Regions from separate parts of the Mus musculus genome. Here region 1 is linked to region 2. A link is a loop called in an ENCODE intact Hi-C map of the cell type or tissue named here. Cell type or tissue: gastrocnemius. All regions are shown on one strand.

Region 1 (8,000 bases), 170 kb after region 2:
AAATACTTCTGCTCCGTTCCAGTCAGCACCAGTACTGGGTCACCTTGGGCACGGAGTTGCCTGACACACCCAAGGTCCACAGAGGACTCTCCACAGGATCTTAGGACCACTGCTGAGTGGACCACAACTTCTGTTCCAATCCAATTGCACAGGACCTGAGACAGCATTAATTAGGAAAGCAGAAAACCCGGCCTGACCTGGGTCACAAGTCCCTTCCAGTCGGCCAACAATGGGTCACCTTGGGCGCAGAGTCACCGGACAACCTCAAGGTCCCTAGAGGAATCTCCACGGAATCTTAGGACCTCTGGTGAGTGGAACACAAGTTCTGCCAGGAGGCAGCTTCGAATGCTAGATACCTGGGCACATTCCCTGCAAGAAGAGAGCGTGCCTGCAGAGAGTGCTCTGACCACTGAAACTCAGGAGAGAGCTAGTCTCCCAGGTCTGCTGATAGAAGATAACAGAATCACCTAAGGAACAAGCTCTAACCAAAGACAACTATAACAACTAACTCCAGAGATTACAAGATGGCAAAAAGGCAAAAGTAAAACTCTTACTAACAGAAACCAAGACCACTCATCATCATCAGAACTCAGCACTCCCACCTTACCCAGTCCTGGGCACCCCAATACACCCAAAAGCTAGACCCGAATTTAAAAGCATATCTCATGATGATGATAGATGACATAAAGAAGGACTTAAATAACTCACTTAAAGATACAGAAGAACACTGCTAAAGAGTTACAAGTCCTTAAAGAAAAACAGGGAAACACAACCAAACAGGTAGAAGTCCTTAAAGACAAACAGGAAAACACACCCAAATAGGTGATGGAAATAAACAAAACCATACTAGACCTAAAAAGGGAAGTAGACACAATAAAGAAACCTGAAAGTGGTTCACGCTGGAGATCAAAACCCTAGGAAAGAAATCTTGAACCATAGATGTGAGCATCAGCAACAGAATACAAGAGATGGAAGAGAGAATCTCAGGTGCAGAAGATTCCATAGAGAACATCTGCACAGCAATTAAAGAAAATAGAAAATGCAAAAAGATCCTAACTCAAAACATCCAGGAAATATAAGACACAATGAGAAGACCAAACCTACAGATAATAGGAGTAGATGAGACTGAAGATTTTCAACTTAAAGGATCAGCAAACATCTTCAACAAAATAATAGAAGAAAACTTCCCAAACCTAAAGAAAGAGATACCTATGAACATACAAGAAGCCTACAGAACTCCAAATAGACTGGACCAGAAAAGAAATTCCTTGAGATGCATAATAATCAGAACAACAAATGCACTAAATAAAGAGAGAATATTAAAAGCACTAAGGGAAAAGGGTCAAGTAAGATATAAAGGCAGGCCTATCAGAATTACACTAGACTTTTTACAAGAGACTATGAAAGCCAGAAGATCCTGGACAGATGTTATACACACACTAAGAGAACACAAATGCCAGCCCAGGCTACTATACCCAGCCAAATTCTCAATTAACACTGATGGAGAAAACAAAGTATTCCATGACAAAACCAAATTCACACATTATATTTCCACGAATCCAGCTCTTCAAAGAATAATAACAGAAAAAAACCAATACAAGGATGGGAACCACGCCCTAGAAAAAACAAGAAGTTAATCCCTCAACAAACCTAAAAGAAGACAGCCACAAGTACAGAATGCCAACTTTAACAACAAACATAACAGGAAGCAACAATTACTTTTTCTTAATATCCCTAAACATCAATGGTCTCAACTCCCCAATAAAAAGACATAGACTAACAGACTGGCTACACAAACAGGACCCAACATTTTGCTGCTCACAGGAAACCCATCTTAGGGAAAAAGATAGACACTACTTCAGAGTGAAAGGTTGGAAAACAATTTTCCAAGCAAATGGTCTAAAGAAACAAGCTGGGGTAGCCATTCTAATATCAAATAAAATCGACTTACAACTGAAAGTTATCAAAAAAGACAAGGAGGGGCACTTCATACACATGAAAGGTAAAACCTCCAAGAGAAACTCTCAATACTGAATATCTATGCTCCAAATGCAAGGGCAGCCACATTCATTAAAGAAACTTTAGTAAAGCATAAGCACACATTGCACCTCACACAATAATAGTGGGAGGCTTGAACACACCACTTTTACCAATGGACAGATCGTCGAAACAGAAATTTACAGGGACACAGTGAAACTAACAGAAGTTATGAAACAAATAAACTTAACAGATATCTACAGAACATTTTACCCTAAAACAAAAGGATATACCTTCTTCTCAGAATCTCATGGTACCTTCTACAAAATTGACCATATAATTGGTCACAAAACAGGCCTCAACAGATACAAAAATATTAAAATCTTCCCACTCATCCTATCAGACCACCATGGAATAAAGTTGATCTTCAATAACAACATAAATAATGGAAAGCCAACATTCATGTGGAAACTGAACAACACTCTTCTCAATGATACCTTGGTCAGGGAAGAAATAATAAAAGAAATTAAAGACTTTTTAGAGTTTAATGAAAATGAAGCCACAACATACCCAAACTTATGGGACACAATTAAAGCATTTCTAAGAGGGAAACTCATAGCTCTGAGTGCCTCCAAAAGGAAACTAGAGAGAACACACATTAGCAGCTTGACAACACACCTAAAAGCTCTAGAACAAAAGAAAGCAAATTCATCTAAGAGGAGTAGACAGCAGGAAGCAATCAAACTCAGGGGCGAAATTAACCAAGTGGAAACAAGAATTATTCAAAGAATCAACCAAAGGAGGAGCTGGTTCTTTGAGAAAATCAACAAGATAGATAAACCTTAGCCAGACTCCTGTCTTCTACTCTACTACTTCTACTCTTCTATTTCTAGTGTTGTTCAGTTTCCACGTGAATGTTGGCTTTGTATTATTTATTTTGTTATGAAGATCAGCCTTAGTCCATGGTGATCTGATAGGATGCATGGGACAACTTCAATATTTTTGTATCTGTTGAGGCTTGTTTTGTAACCAATTATGTGGTCAGTTTTGGAGAAGGTACGATGAGGTGCTAAGAAGAAGGTTATTCTTTGGTTTTAGGATAAAATGTTCTGTAGATATCTGTTAGATCCATTTGTTTCATAACTTCTGTTAGTTTTACTGTGTCCCTGTTTAGTTTCTGTTTCCATGATCTGTCCATTAGTGAAAGTGGTGTGTTGAAGTCTCCCACTATTAGTGTGTGGGGTGCAATGTGTGCTTAAATCTTTACTAAAGTTTCTTTAATGAATGTGGCTGCCCTTGCATTTGGAGTATAGATATTCAGAATTGAGAGTTCCTCTTGGAGGATTTTACCTTTGATGAGTATGAAGTGTCCCTCCTTGTCTTTTTGATAACTTTGGGTTGGAAGTCGATTTTATTCGATATTAGAATGGCTACTCCAGCTTGTTTCTTCATACCATTTGCTTGGAAAATTGTTTTCCAGCTTTTCACTCTCAGGTAGTGTCTGTCTTTGCCCCTGAGATGTGTTTCCTGTAAGCTGCTGGCCCTTAAAGTTGAAAATCTTCATTCTCATCTACTCCTATTATCCATAGGTTTGGTCTTCTCATTGTGTCCTGGATTTCCTGGATGTTTTGAGTTAGGGTCTTTTTGTATTTTCCATTTCTTTGATTGTTGTGCTGATGCTCTCTATGGAATCTTCTGCACCTGAGATTCTCTCTTCCATCTCTTGTATTCTGTTGCTGATGCTCACATCTATGGCTCCAAATTTCTTTCCTAGGGTTTCTATCTCCAGCGTTGCCTCACTTTGTGATTTCTTTATTGTGTCTACTTCCCCTTTTAGGTTTTAGATGCTTTTATTCAATTCCATCAACTGTTTGATCGTTTTTTCCTGCAATTCTTTAAGCGATTTTTGTGCTTCCTCTTTAAGGTCTTCTACCTGTTTAGCAGTGTTCTTCTGTATTTCTTTGAGTGAATTATTAAAGTCCTTCTTGATGTCCTCTACCATCATCATGAGATATGCTTTTAAATCCGGGTCTAGCTTTTCGGGTGTGATGGGGTGCCCTGTACTGGGCGAGGTGTAAGTACTGGGTTCTGACGATGGTGAGTGGTCTTGGTTTCTGTTAGTAAGATTCTTATGCTTGCCTTCTGCCATCTGGTAATCTCTGGAGTTAGTTGTTATAGTTGTCTCTGGTTAGAGCTTGTTCCTTAGGTGATTCTGTTATCTTCTATCAGCAGACCTGGGAGACTAGCTCTCTCCTCTGTGTTCGGTGGTCAGAGCACTCTCTGCAGGCAAGCTCTGCTCTTACAGGGAAGGTACACAGATATCTGGTGTTTGGACCTCCCTCCTGGCTGAAGATGAAGGCCCAAAACAGGACCTGTCCCAGAATCTCTGTTGCTTCGGCCTGTCGAAGAAGCTGTTAGCATCTGTAGTCCACATTCTCACCTGTGCAGAACATTCTTGGTGGAGTCCCAGAACCAAGATGTCTGTTGCTTATGCTCAGGCAAAGTGCTCCCGGGCAGGGCAGACACCTATCCTCTGGTGGGAAGGTGTCCGAAGTCTGGTGCCCAAAAAGGGGGCTGCCTCAAAAGCTCTGTGGCTCCCACCTGTCCCAGAAGCTGTTAGCTTCTGTAGTCCACATTCTCACCTGTGCAGATTGATTTCTTTCTTCAGAGACTTGAAGTTCTTATAATACAGATCTATCACTTCCTTAGTTAGAGTCACACCAAGGTATTTTACATTATTTGTGACTATTTTGGAGGTTATAGTTCCACTAATTTCCTTCTCAGCCTGTTTATCCTTTTTATAGAGAAATGCCATTGACTTGTTTGAGTTAATTTTACGTCTGTTTCACTGAAGTTGTTTATCAGGTTTAGGAGTTCTCTGGTAAAATTTTTGTGGTTACTTATATATACTATCCTATCATCTGCAAATAGTGATATTTTGACTACTTCCTTTCCAATTTGTATTCCTTTGATCTCCTTTTGTTGTCTAATTGCTCTGGCTAAGACTTCAAGTTCTATTTTTATAGCTAGGGAGAGAGTTTGCAGCCTTGTCTAGTCCCTGATTTTAGTGGGATTGCTTCAAGTTTCTGTCCTTTCAGTTTGATGTTGGCTACTGGTTTGCTGTATATTGCTTTTATTTTGTTTATGTATGGGCACTGAATTCCTAATCTTTCGAAGACTTTTATTATGAATGGGTATTGGACTTTGTCCAATGCTTTCTCAGCATCTAATGAGATGATCATGGGTTTTTTTTTTTTGTCTTTGACTTTGTTTGTATAGTAGATTAAGTTGATGAGTTTCCGTATATTGAACCATCCTTGCCTCCCTGAGATGAAGCCTACTTGATAATGATAGATGATCATTTTGATGTGTTCTTGGATTTGGTTTGTGAAAATTTCATTGAGTATTTTTGCATTGATATTTATATTTGAAGTTCTCTTTTTTTCTTGGGTCTTTGTGTGGCTTAGGTATCAGAGTAATTGTGGCTTTATAGAACAAATTGGGTAGAATGCCTTCTGTTTCTACTTAGTAGAATAGTTTGAGGAGTATTGGAATTTGGTATTTTTTGAAGGTCTGATCATACTCTGTACTAAACCCACCTGTCCTGGACTTTTTTTAGTTGGGAGACAATTAATAAGTGTTTCTATTTCTTTAGAGGCTATGGGACTGTTTAGATTGTTAATCTGATCCTGGTATAACTTTGGTACCTGGTATCTGTCTAGAAAATTTAACTTTTCATCCAGGTTTTACAGTTTTGTTGAGTAGTAGCATCTGATGATTTTTTTTTTTTTTTGGATTTCCTCAGATTCTGCTGTTATATCTCCCTTTTCATTTCTGATTTTGTTAATTAGGATACTGTCCTTGTGCCCCCTAGTTAGTCTGGCCAAAGGTTTATCTATTGTGTTGATTTTCTCAAAGAACCAGCTCCTGGTTTGGTTGATTCTTAGTATAGTTCTTTTTGTTTCCACGCCATTGATATTGGCCCTGTGTTTAATTATTTCCTGCCATCTATTCCTCTTTGGTGAATTTGCTTCCTTTTGTTCTCAAAATTTTAGGAGTATAGTCAAGCTGCTAGTGTATGTTCTCTGCAGTTTATTTTTGGACACACTCAGACCTATAAGTTTTCTTCTTAGGATTGCTTTCATTGTGTTGCATAAGTTTGGATATGTTATGGCTTGATTTTTATTAAACTCTAAAAAGTCTTTAATTTCTTTCTTTATTTCATCCTTGACCAAGTTATGAATGAGTAGAATGTTGTTCAGATTCCATGTGTATGTGAGCTCTCTGTTATTTATGTTGTTATTGAAAATCAGCCTTAGTCTTTGGTGATCTGATAGGGTGCATTGGGTAATTTCTATATTTTTGTATCTATTGAGACCTGTTTGGTGACCAATATATGGTCAGTTTTGTTAAGGTACCATGAGGTGCTGAGAAGAATGTATGTCCTTTTGGTTTAGAATGAAATGTTCTCTAGATTTCTGTTAAATCCATTTGTTTCGTAACTTCTGTGAGTTTCAATGTGTCTCTGTTTAGCTTCTGTTTCCAGCATCAGTCCATTGATGAGAGTGGGGTTTTGAAGTCTTCCACTATTATTTTGTGAGGTGTAATATATGTTTTGAGTTTTAACAAAGTTTCTTTCATTAATGTGGATGCCCTTGCATTTAGAGCAGAGATGTTTAGAATTGAGAGTTCATCTTGGTAAATTTTACATTTGATCAGTAAGAAGTGCATCCCCCTTATCTTTTTTTCAGATCTTAAGTTGAACTTCGATTTTATTCGATATTAGAATCACTACTCCAGCTTGTTTTTTGGGACCATTTGCTTGGAAAGTTTTTTTCCATATTTTTACTCTAAAGTGGTGTCTGCCTTTTTCCCTGAGGTGGGTTTCCTGTATGTAGCAAAATTGGGTCCTATTTATGTAACCAGTCTGTTAATCTATGTCTTTTTATTAGGGAATTGAGTCCATTGATATTAAGAGTTATTAAGGAAAAGTAATTGTCACTTCCTGTTATTTTTTTTATTAGTGTTGGAATTCTGTTCATGTGGCTATCTTCTTTAGATTTGTTGAAAGATTACTTTCTTGCTTTTTCTCTTGCTTAGTTTCCTCCTTTTTATTAGAATTTTCCCTTTACTATCCTTTTAAGGGCTGGATTTGTGGAAAGATATTGTGTAAATATGGTTTTGTCTTAGATTACACTAGTTTCTCCATCTAAAGTAATGAAGAATTTTGTTGGGTATAGTAGCCTAGGCTAGCATTTGTGTTTTCTTAGGGTCTGTATGACATCTGCCCAGAATCTTCTGGTTTTCATAGTCTCTGAGGAGAAGTCAGGTGTAATTCTAATAGGTCTACCATTGTATGTTATTTGACATTTTTCCCTTACTGCTTTTAATATTCTTCCTTTATTTAGCGCATTTGTTGATCTGATTATTATGTGTCAGGAGGAATTTATTTTCTGGTCCAGTCTATTTGGTGTTCTCTAGGATCCTTGTTTGTTCATGGGCATCTCTTCCTTTAGGTTAGGGAAGTTTTCATCTATTATTTTGTTGAATATATTTAATCGTCCTTTAAGTTGGAAATCTTCCTTCTCATCTATATCAATTATCCTTAGATTTGGTCTTCTTAATGTGTCCTGGATTTCTTAGATTTTTCTAGGTTAGGATCTTTTTGCATTTAGCATTTTCTTTGATTGGTGTGTCAATGTTTTCTATGGTGTCTTTTGTACCTGAGACTCTTCTCTCTCATATTCTGTTGGTTATCCTTGCATCAATGGCTCCTGTCTTCTTTCCTAGTTTTTTATTTCCAAAGTGGTATCCTTTTGTGATTTCTTTATTATTTCTACTTCTAGTTTTAGGTCCTGGATGGTCTTCTTCAACTATTTCACCTGTTTGGATGTTTCCTCCTGTAATTCTTTAAGGGAATTATTTATTTCCTTCTTATAGTCCTCCATCATCATCATGAGAAGTTTGTTTAGATCCATATCTTGCTTTTCTAATGTGGTGGTGTATCAAGGAATCGCTATGGT
Region 2 (8,000 bases):
AATTCTTGCCTGAGTTTCTCCTCACCGAGATAACCCAGAGCCTACTACCTCTAAATCTCCTTCATACAATCTCCCTTGGCGTCTATCATTCACTCTGCCTATCACTCTCTTTGAGGCCACAGTCAAACCTCCAAGTCCATTTCTCCTGAAACCTGACCCAGCAACGGTTCTTCCTCTAAGAGAAGTTGCTGGGGTAGATGGCCTTGTCAGAGTACATGATCCTTTCTCACTGAGTGAACTTTCTCAGATAGAAAAGTGGCTGGGTTCTTATAACTCCTCCACCTTTATTAAAGAGTTTCAATATATTACTCAGTCTTACAGTTTGACTTTCCATGATATACGTATGATTCTTACTAATAACTTACTCCCTGAGGAAGGCAGGCAAGTTTGGAAACAAATGAGAGCACGAGCAGATAAAATTCATCAAACAGATAGAACATACCAAATCAGATCAGAGACTGTGCCTGACCAGGATCCTCAATGAAATCATAATTCCACAGGTGATATTTTAGCCAGAGACAGGTTTATTACATGTCTCTTGGAGGGCCTAAGAAAGGCAGCTTTAAAGCTGATAAATTTTGAAAAACTCCAAGAGGCTGTCCAAGATAAGTAGGAAAATCCATCTGTTTTTAGAACACCTCAAAAAGGCTTTATTCCAGCTTACCAATCTGGATCCTGAAAACCCAGAAGGTAGCAACTTCTGATGACCTACTTCTTTTCCCAGAGCTACCCAACTTAAGAACTAAACTTAAAAATACGAAGAGAGGACTCTTAACTCCACAGGCAAAAGACTTAGCACTGGCCTTCAAAGTGTACCATAGGAAAAATGAGAAAGTCCACAAACAAAAATACAATATGCTAGCAAAGGCTGTCCAACCAGCCCCAGCCGCTGTCCCAGACTCATGGTCTTCTAAGACTCAGAGACCACAAGTTACCTGCTACAAATGTGGTCCATTAGGTCATTGGGCAAATGCCTGTTCTAATCTCCACAAGCCAAGGGGGCCATGCCCTAGGTGTCACCAAGAGGGACACTGGGCTATTGATTGCCCTCATGTTACACATAACAGAGGGACATCACCTCCAGATAACCCTCCAACTGATCTTCTAGGCTTGGCTATGGCCCACTATCAGACATGGCAAGTACCTCCTGGTCTTGGTGAACACCTTCTCAGGGTGGGTAGAGGCATTTCCCAAAACTAGCAAAAAGGTCCAGACAGTCTCTGATCTCCTTCTCTGAGAGATCATCCCCTCGTTTGGTATCCCAGCCTATCTCTAATCAGACAATGGTCGTAAATTTACTTCCCAAGTGTCTTAAATCCTATCTAAGGCCCTAGACATCCCCTGGCATTTTCTTATTCCCTACCACCCTCAATCATCAGGTAAGGTAGAAAGAACTAACCACTCTTTAAAAACCACTCCGGTTAAGCTGTCACAAGAACTTCACCATGATTGGGTAAAAATCTTACCTCTGGCTATTTTCAGGCTACAAGCTCTCCCCAAATAACCTCTCCTCATCTCGCCCTTTGAACTCATGTATGAATGTCCAATCCTAACTTCTGGTCTTTCACCTAAGTGCTCTTCCCTCTCAGACCATTTACTTACCCCACTACTTTCCTTTCTCCATCCTCTCCTATGAAACTTTGTTGATCACCACCTACCCCAGCCATACTCTGTCTCCTGTCCACTGCCTGTTAACATTGGAGACCAAGTCCTTTTATCTCCTCCAGATCATCGGCCCTCACCCCTCTCTCTCAAATAGCAGGGCCCTTTTAAGGTAATCCTCGTGATCCCTACAGCTGCTAAATTTGAGGTACTCTCTCATTGAGTTCATCTGTCTCACCTTAAACCTTTCATTTCTCAACCTAAAAATGACCCTTTTTTATACACATCGACCCTAACAGTACTGTTCTCTGTTAAGTTCCAGAAGATGTCAATACAACCAGTCTTGTCCCCTATCCCAGAAAATAAAAGTCTACTCTGTTAGCTGAGCTCAACCTCACTGGATTAGACACTGGATTAGTTGTGGGTTCTTCATCTTCCTCCTGTTGTTCATTTCCATCCAGAGAAGCCCTTACATCTAGATATTCAAAGTCCAAGAAATCCCCACAGAAATAAAACAGTCTTTCCAAATAGGGTCAAGAAACTGCTCCATAGCTGTGTTCCAGGAACTGATCCAAATTTCTATCATCACTGTATCTATTAACCCATCTAAATATTATGATCTCTATACTTGTTTTCTCTTTGATCAGACAAAAGATTATTGTATAAGGTGGCCAGAAAAATATGGGCTGCAGATATTGGTTATGTCAGATACATATGCTAGGATCACGGATCAATCATTTCTTCTATCAACACAGAAATACACTCTTTTTCTACATACAAGACCCAAGGGATTCAAGAAACAGATATTTTGGCAGCTGTGGTGTTTCAAAACCAACAGTGGCTAGATGTCCTGATGGCTAAAGAAAGTGGTCTTTGCCTGTTCCTCCAAGAGGAATGCTGTTTCTACACTTCAACCAATCCAGGATAGTGAGAAATAAAATCCAGGAGCTACATTCAGACATCACGAACTCCAGAGACTGAAAAACAGTTATTGGGTTTTTGAAAATCCTATATGAAAGTGGATGCTCCCTTTCATAACACCTTTCCTAGTCATTCTCCCGGTGTTATTAATTCCTGGATCCTTGCCTCACTAATCTTGTTTCTACATTCCTCCAACAACAAATACAAAAAAAAATTCTAACCAAACTATTAATCAGCTCCTGTTACAGGATTATCAGCCACTGCCCACAATGGTGCCACTGTCCACAGTGGAACTGATGTGAACGATTATCAAGTGGATCCTGATGGTGAAAGCCAGCTATGCCCCAAAATTGACAATGACCCTAGACAGCAGGAAGTAGCTTAAGAGACATGACACCCTCATTCCCTTTTCACCATCAGTTTCACCCTCTCTTTTTTTCCCTTCCCTTTATAATAACAAGAAGGGAGGTATGTTGGCATCAAGACATTCCAACCTTATGAGACAACAGCCAGACTGATGTCCAGAGTGGTTGTACAAGCCTGCAATCCCACCAACAATGGAGGAGTGTTCCTCTTTCTCCACATCCACGCCAGCATCTGCTGTCACCTGAATTTTTGATCTTAGCCATTCTGACTGGTGTGAGGTGGAATCTCAGGGTTGTTTTGATTTGCAATTCTCTGATGATTGAGGATGTTGAACATTTTTTCAGGTGCTTCTCAGCTATTCAGTATTCCTCAGTTGAGAATTCTTTGTTTAGCTCTGAACCCCATTTTTAATGGGGTTATTTGAATTTCTGGAGTCCAGCTTCTTCAGTTCTTTGTATATATTGGATATTTGTCCCCTATCAGATTTAGTATTGGTTAAAATCCTTTCCCAATCTGTTTGTGACCTATTTGTCTTATTTGACAGTGTCTTTTGCCCTACATAATCTTTGCAATTTTATGAGGTCCCATTTGTCAATTCTTGATCTTACAGAGCAAGCAATTGCTGTTCTGTTTAGGAATTTTTTTCCCTGTGCCCATATTTTTGAGACTTTTCCCTACTTCTCCTCTATTAATTTTAGTGTCTCTGGTCTTATGTGGAGGTCTTTGATCCAATTAGACTTGAGCATTATAAAAGGAGATAAGAATGGATCAATCTGCATTCTTCTACATGATACCTCCAGTTCTGCCAGCACTATTTGTTGAAAAAGCTGTCTTTTTTCCACTGGAAGGTTTTAGCTCCCTTGTCAAAGATTAAGTGACCATAGGGCTGTGGATTCATTTCTGAGTCTTCAATTCTATTCCATTGATCTACCTGTATGTCTCTGTACCAGTACCATGAAATTTTTATCACAATTGCTCTGTAATACAGCTTAATGTTAGGCATGGTGAATCTGCCAGGGGTTCTTTTATTCTTGAGAATAATTTTTGCTATTCTAGGATTTTATTTTTCCAGATGAATTTGGAAATTGCCCTTTCTATGTCAGTGAAGAATTGAGTTGGAATTTTGATGGGAATTGAATTGAATCTCTAGATTGCTTTCAGCAGGATAGCCATTTTTACTATATTAATCCTGCAGATCGCCCTTTTGGTCCCCGACAGCACTGGGGTAGCTTGGGCACAGAGTCTGCGGACACCTGCAAGCTACCCACAAGACCTTCCACGGGATCTTAAGACCTCTGGTGAGTGGAACACAGCTGTTGCTCCAATCCAATTGTGTGGGACCTGAGACTGCATTAATTAGGGAAGCAGAAAACCTGGCCAGATCAGGGGCACAAGTCCCTTCCTGTCCATGCCAACACTGGGGTACCTTGGACGCTGAGTCTGCGGACACCCGCAAGGTATCCACAGGACCCTTCACGGGATCTTAAGACCTCTGTAAGTGGATCACAACTTCTGCCAGGAGGCGGGTTCGAATACCAGATATCTGGGCACCTTCCCTGAAAGAGGAGAGCTTGCCTGCAGAGAGTACTCTGAACACTGAAACTCAGGAGAGAGCTAGTCTCCCAGGTCTGCTGATAGAGGCTAACATAATCACCTGAGGAACAAGCTCTAACCAGAGACAACTATAACAACTAACTCCAGAGATTACCAGATGGCAAAAGGCAAACGTAAGAATCTTACTAACAGAAACCAAGACCACGCACCATCATCAAAATGCAGAACTCCCACCCCAACCAGTCCTGGGCACCCTAACACACCTGAAAAGGTAGACCTGGATTTAATAGCATATCTCATGATGATGGTAGAGGACATCAAGAAGGACTTTAATAACTCACTTAAAGAAATACAGGAGAACACTGCTAAACAGGTAGAAGACCTTAAAGAGGAAGCACAAAAATCCCTTAAAGAATTGCAGGAAAACACGACCAAACAGGTGATGGAATTGAATAAAACCATCCAAGACCTAAAAATGGAAGTAGACACAATAAAGAAAACCCAAAGTGAGGCAACGCTGGAAATAGAAAACCTAGGAAAGAATCTGGAACCATAGATATGAGCATCAGCAACAGAATACAAGAGATGGAAGAGAGTATTTCAGGTGCAGAAGATTCCTTAAAGAACATCAGCACAACAATCAAAGAAAAGACAAAATGCAAAAAGATGCTAACTCAAAACATCCAGGAAATTCAGGACACAATGAGAAGACCAAACCTACAGATAATAGGAGTAGATGAGAATGAAGATTTTCAACTTAAAGGGCCAGCAAATATCTTCAACAAAATTATAGAAGAAAACATCCCAAACCTAAAGAAAAAGATGCCCATGAACATACAAGAAGCCTACAGAACTCCAAATAGACTGGACCAGAAAAGAAATTCCTCCCAACACATAAAAATCAAAACAACAAATGCACTAAATAAAGATAGAATATTAAAAGCAGTAAGGGAAAAAGGTCAAGTAACATATAAACGCAGGCCTATCAGAATTACACCAGACTTTTCACCAGAGACTATGAAAGCCAGAAGATCCTGGACAGATGTCATACATACACTAAGAGAACAAAAATGCCAACCCAGGCTACTATACCCAGCCACACTCTCAATTACCATAGATGGAGAAACTGAAGTATTCCACGACAAAACCAAATTCACACATTATCTTTCCACAAATCCAGCTCTTCAAAGGATAATAACAGAAAAAAAAAAAAAAAAAAAAAAAAAAACAAGGACGGAAACCAAACCCTATAAAAAACAAGGAAGTAATCCCTCAACAAACTAAAAAGAAGACAGCCACAAGAACAGAACGCAAACTCTAAAAACAAAAATAATAGGAAGCAACAATTACTTTTCCTTAATGTCTCTTAATATCAATGGACTCAATTCCCCAATAAAAAGACATAGACTAACAGACTGGCTAAACAAACAGGACCCAACATTCTGCTGCTTACAGGAAACCCATCTCAGGGAAAAAGACAGATATTACCTCAGAGTGAAAGTCTGGAAAACAATTTTCCAAGCAAATGGTATGAGGAAACAAGCTGCAGTAGCCGTTTTATATTGAATAACATTAACTTCTAACTAAAAGTTATTAAAAAAAAAAAAGAGGGACACTTCATACTCATCAAAGTAAAATCCTCCAAGAGGAACTCTCAATTCTGAATATCTGTACTCTAAATGAAAGGGCAGCCACATTCATTAAAGAAACTTTAGTAAAGCTCAAAGCACATATTGCACCTCACACAATAATAGTGGGAGACTTCAACACACCACTTTCATCATTGGACAGGTCGTGGACACAGAAACTAAACAGGTACACAGTGAAACTAACAGAAGTGATGAAATAAATGGACTTAACAGATATCTACAGAACATTTTATCCTAAAACAAAAGGATATACCTTCTTATCAGCACCTCATGGTACCTCCTCCAAAATCGACCATATAATTGGTCACAAAACAGGCCTCAACAGATACAAAAATATTGAAATCATCGCATTTATCCTATCAGACCACCATGGACTAAGGCTGATCTTCAATAACAACATAAATAATGGAAAACCAACATTCACGTGGAAAATGAACAACACTCTTCTCAATGATATCTTGGTCAAGGAAGGAATAAAGAAAGAAATTAAAGACATTTTAAGAGTTAAATGAAAATGAAGCCACAAAATACCCAAACTTATGGGACACTATGAAAGCATTTCTAAGAGGTAAACTCATAGTTCTGAGTGCCTCCAAAAGGAAACTAGACAGAGCACACTCTAGCAGCTTGACAACACACTTAAAAGCTCTAGAAAAAAAGGAAGCAAAATCACCCAAGAGAAGTACATGGCAGGAAATAATCAAACTCCGGGGAGAAATCAACTAAGTGGAAACAAGAAGAACTATTCAAAGAATTAACCAAAGAAGGAGCTGGTTCTTTGAGAAAATCAACAAGATAGATAAACCCTTAGCCAGACTCACTCGGGGGCACAGGGACAGCATTCTAATTAACAAAATCAGAAATGAAAAGGGAGACATAACAACAGATCCTGAAGAAATCCAAAACACCATCAGAACCTTCTACAAAAGGCTATACTCAATAAAACTGGAAAACTTGGACGAGATGGACAAATTTCTAGACAGATACCAGGTACCAAAGTTAAAACAAGATCAAGTTAACGATCTAAACAGTCCCATAACCCCTAAAGAAATAGCAGTCATTAATAATTTCCCAACCAATAAAAGCCCAGGACCAGATGGGTTTAGTGCAGAGATCTATCAGACCTTCAAAGAAGATCCAATTCCAGTTCTGCACAAACTATTCCACAAACTACAAGTAGAAGGTACTCTACCCAACTCATTATATGAAGCCACAATTACTCTCATACCTAAACCACAGAAAGATCCAACAAAGATAGAGAACTTCAGACCAATTTCCCTTATGAATATCGATGCAAAAGTCCTCAATAAAAGTCTTACTAACCGAATCCAAGAACACATTAAAGGAATCATCCATCCTGACCAAGTAGGTTTTATTCCAGGGATGCAGGGATGGTTTAATATATGGAAATCCATCAACGTAATCCATTATATAAACAAACTTAAAGACAAAAAACACATGATTATCTCTTTAGATGAGGAGAAAGCATTTGACAAAATCCAACACCCATTCATGATAAAAGACTTGGAAAGATCAGGAAATCAAGGATAATACCTAAACATGATAAAAGCAATCTACAGCAAACAAGTAGGCAACATCAAAGTAAATGGTGAGAAGCTGGAAGTAATCCCACTAAAATCAAGGACTAGACAAGGCTGCCCAGTTTCTCCCTACCTATTCAACATTGTACTTGAAGTCCTAGCCAGAGCAATTCGACAAGAAAAGGAGATTAAGGTGATACAAATTGGAAAAGAAGAAGTCAAAATATCACTTTTTGCAGATGATATGATAGTATATATAAGTGACCCTAAAAATTCCACTAGACAATTCCTAAATCTGATAAACGGCTTTGGTGAAGTAGCTGGATATAAAATTAACTCAAACAAGTCAATGGCCTTTCTCTACACA

The links. A loop is a pair of places that touch in the nucleus more often than their neighbours do. Peaks named below come from ENCODE experiments on the same cell type or tissue, not always from the same donor. Only the 100,000 strongest peaks of a DNase experiment are listed, where the experiment ranks them.
Region 1: it touches region 2 in a loop (23-fold over the local background); 10 of 42 quality-filtered maps call a loop at or near these places.

What each region holds. Positions count from the first base shown.
Region 1 is chr10:47,389,569-47,397,568 of GRCm38, reverse strand. No RefSeq gene overlaps it. Among named protein-coding and RNA genes, the nearest start is that of Gm35552, 360 kb to the right of the region's middle. In gastrocnemius, no CTCF peak of the experiment used is centred here; no DNase peak of the experiment used is centred here.
Region 2 is chr10:47,561,046-47,569,045 of GRCm38, reverse strand. No RefSeq gene overlaps it. Among named protein-coding and RNA genes, the nearest start is that of Gm35552, 530 kb to the right of the region's middle. In gastrocnemius, no CTCF peak of the experiment used is centred here; a DNase peak (open chromatin) is centred at 4,234.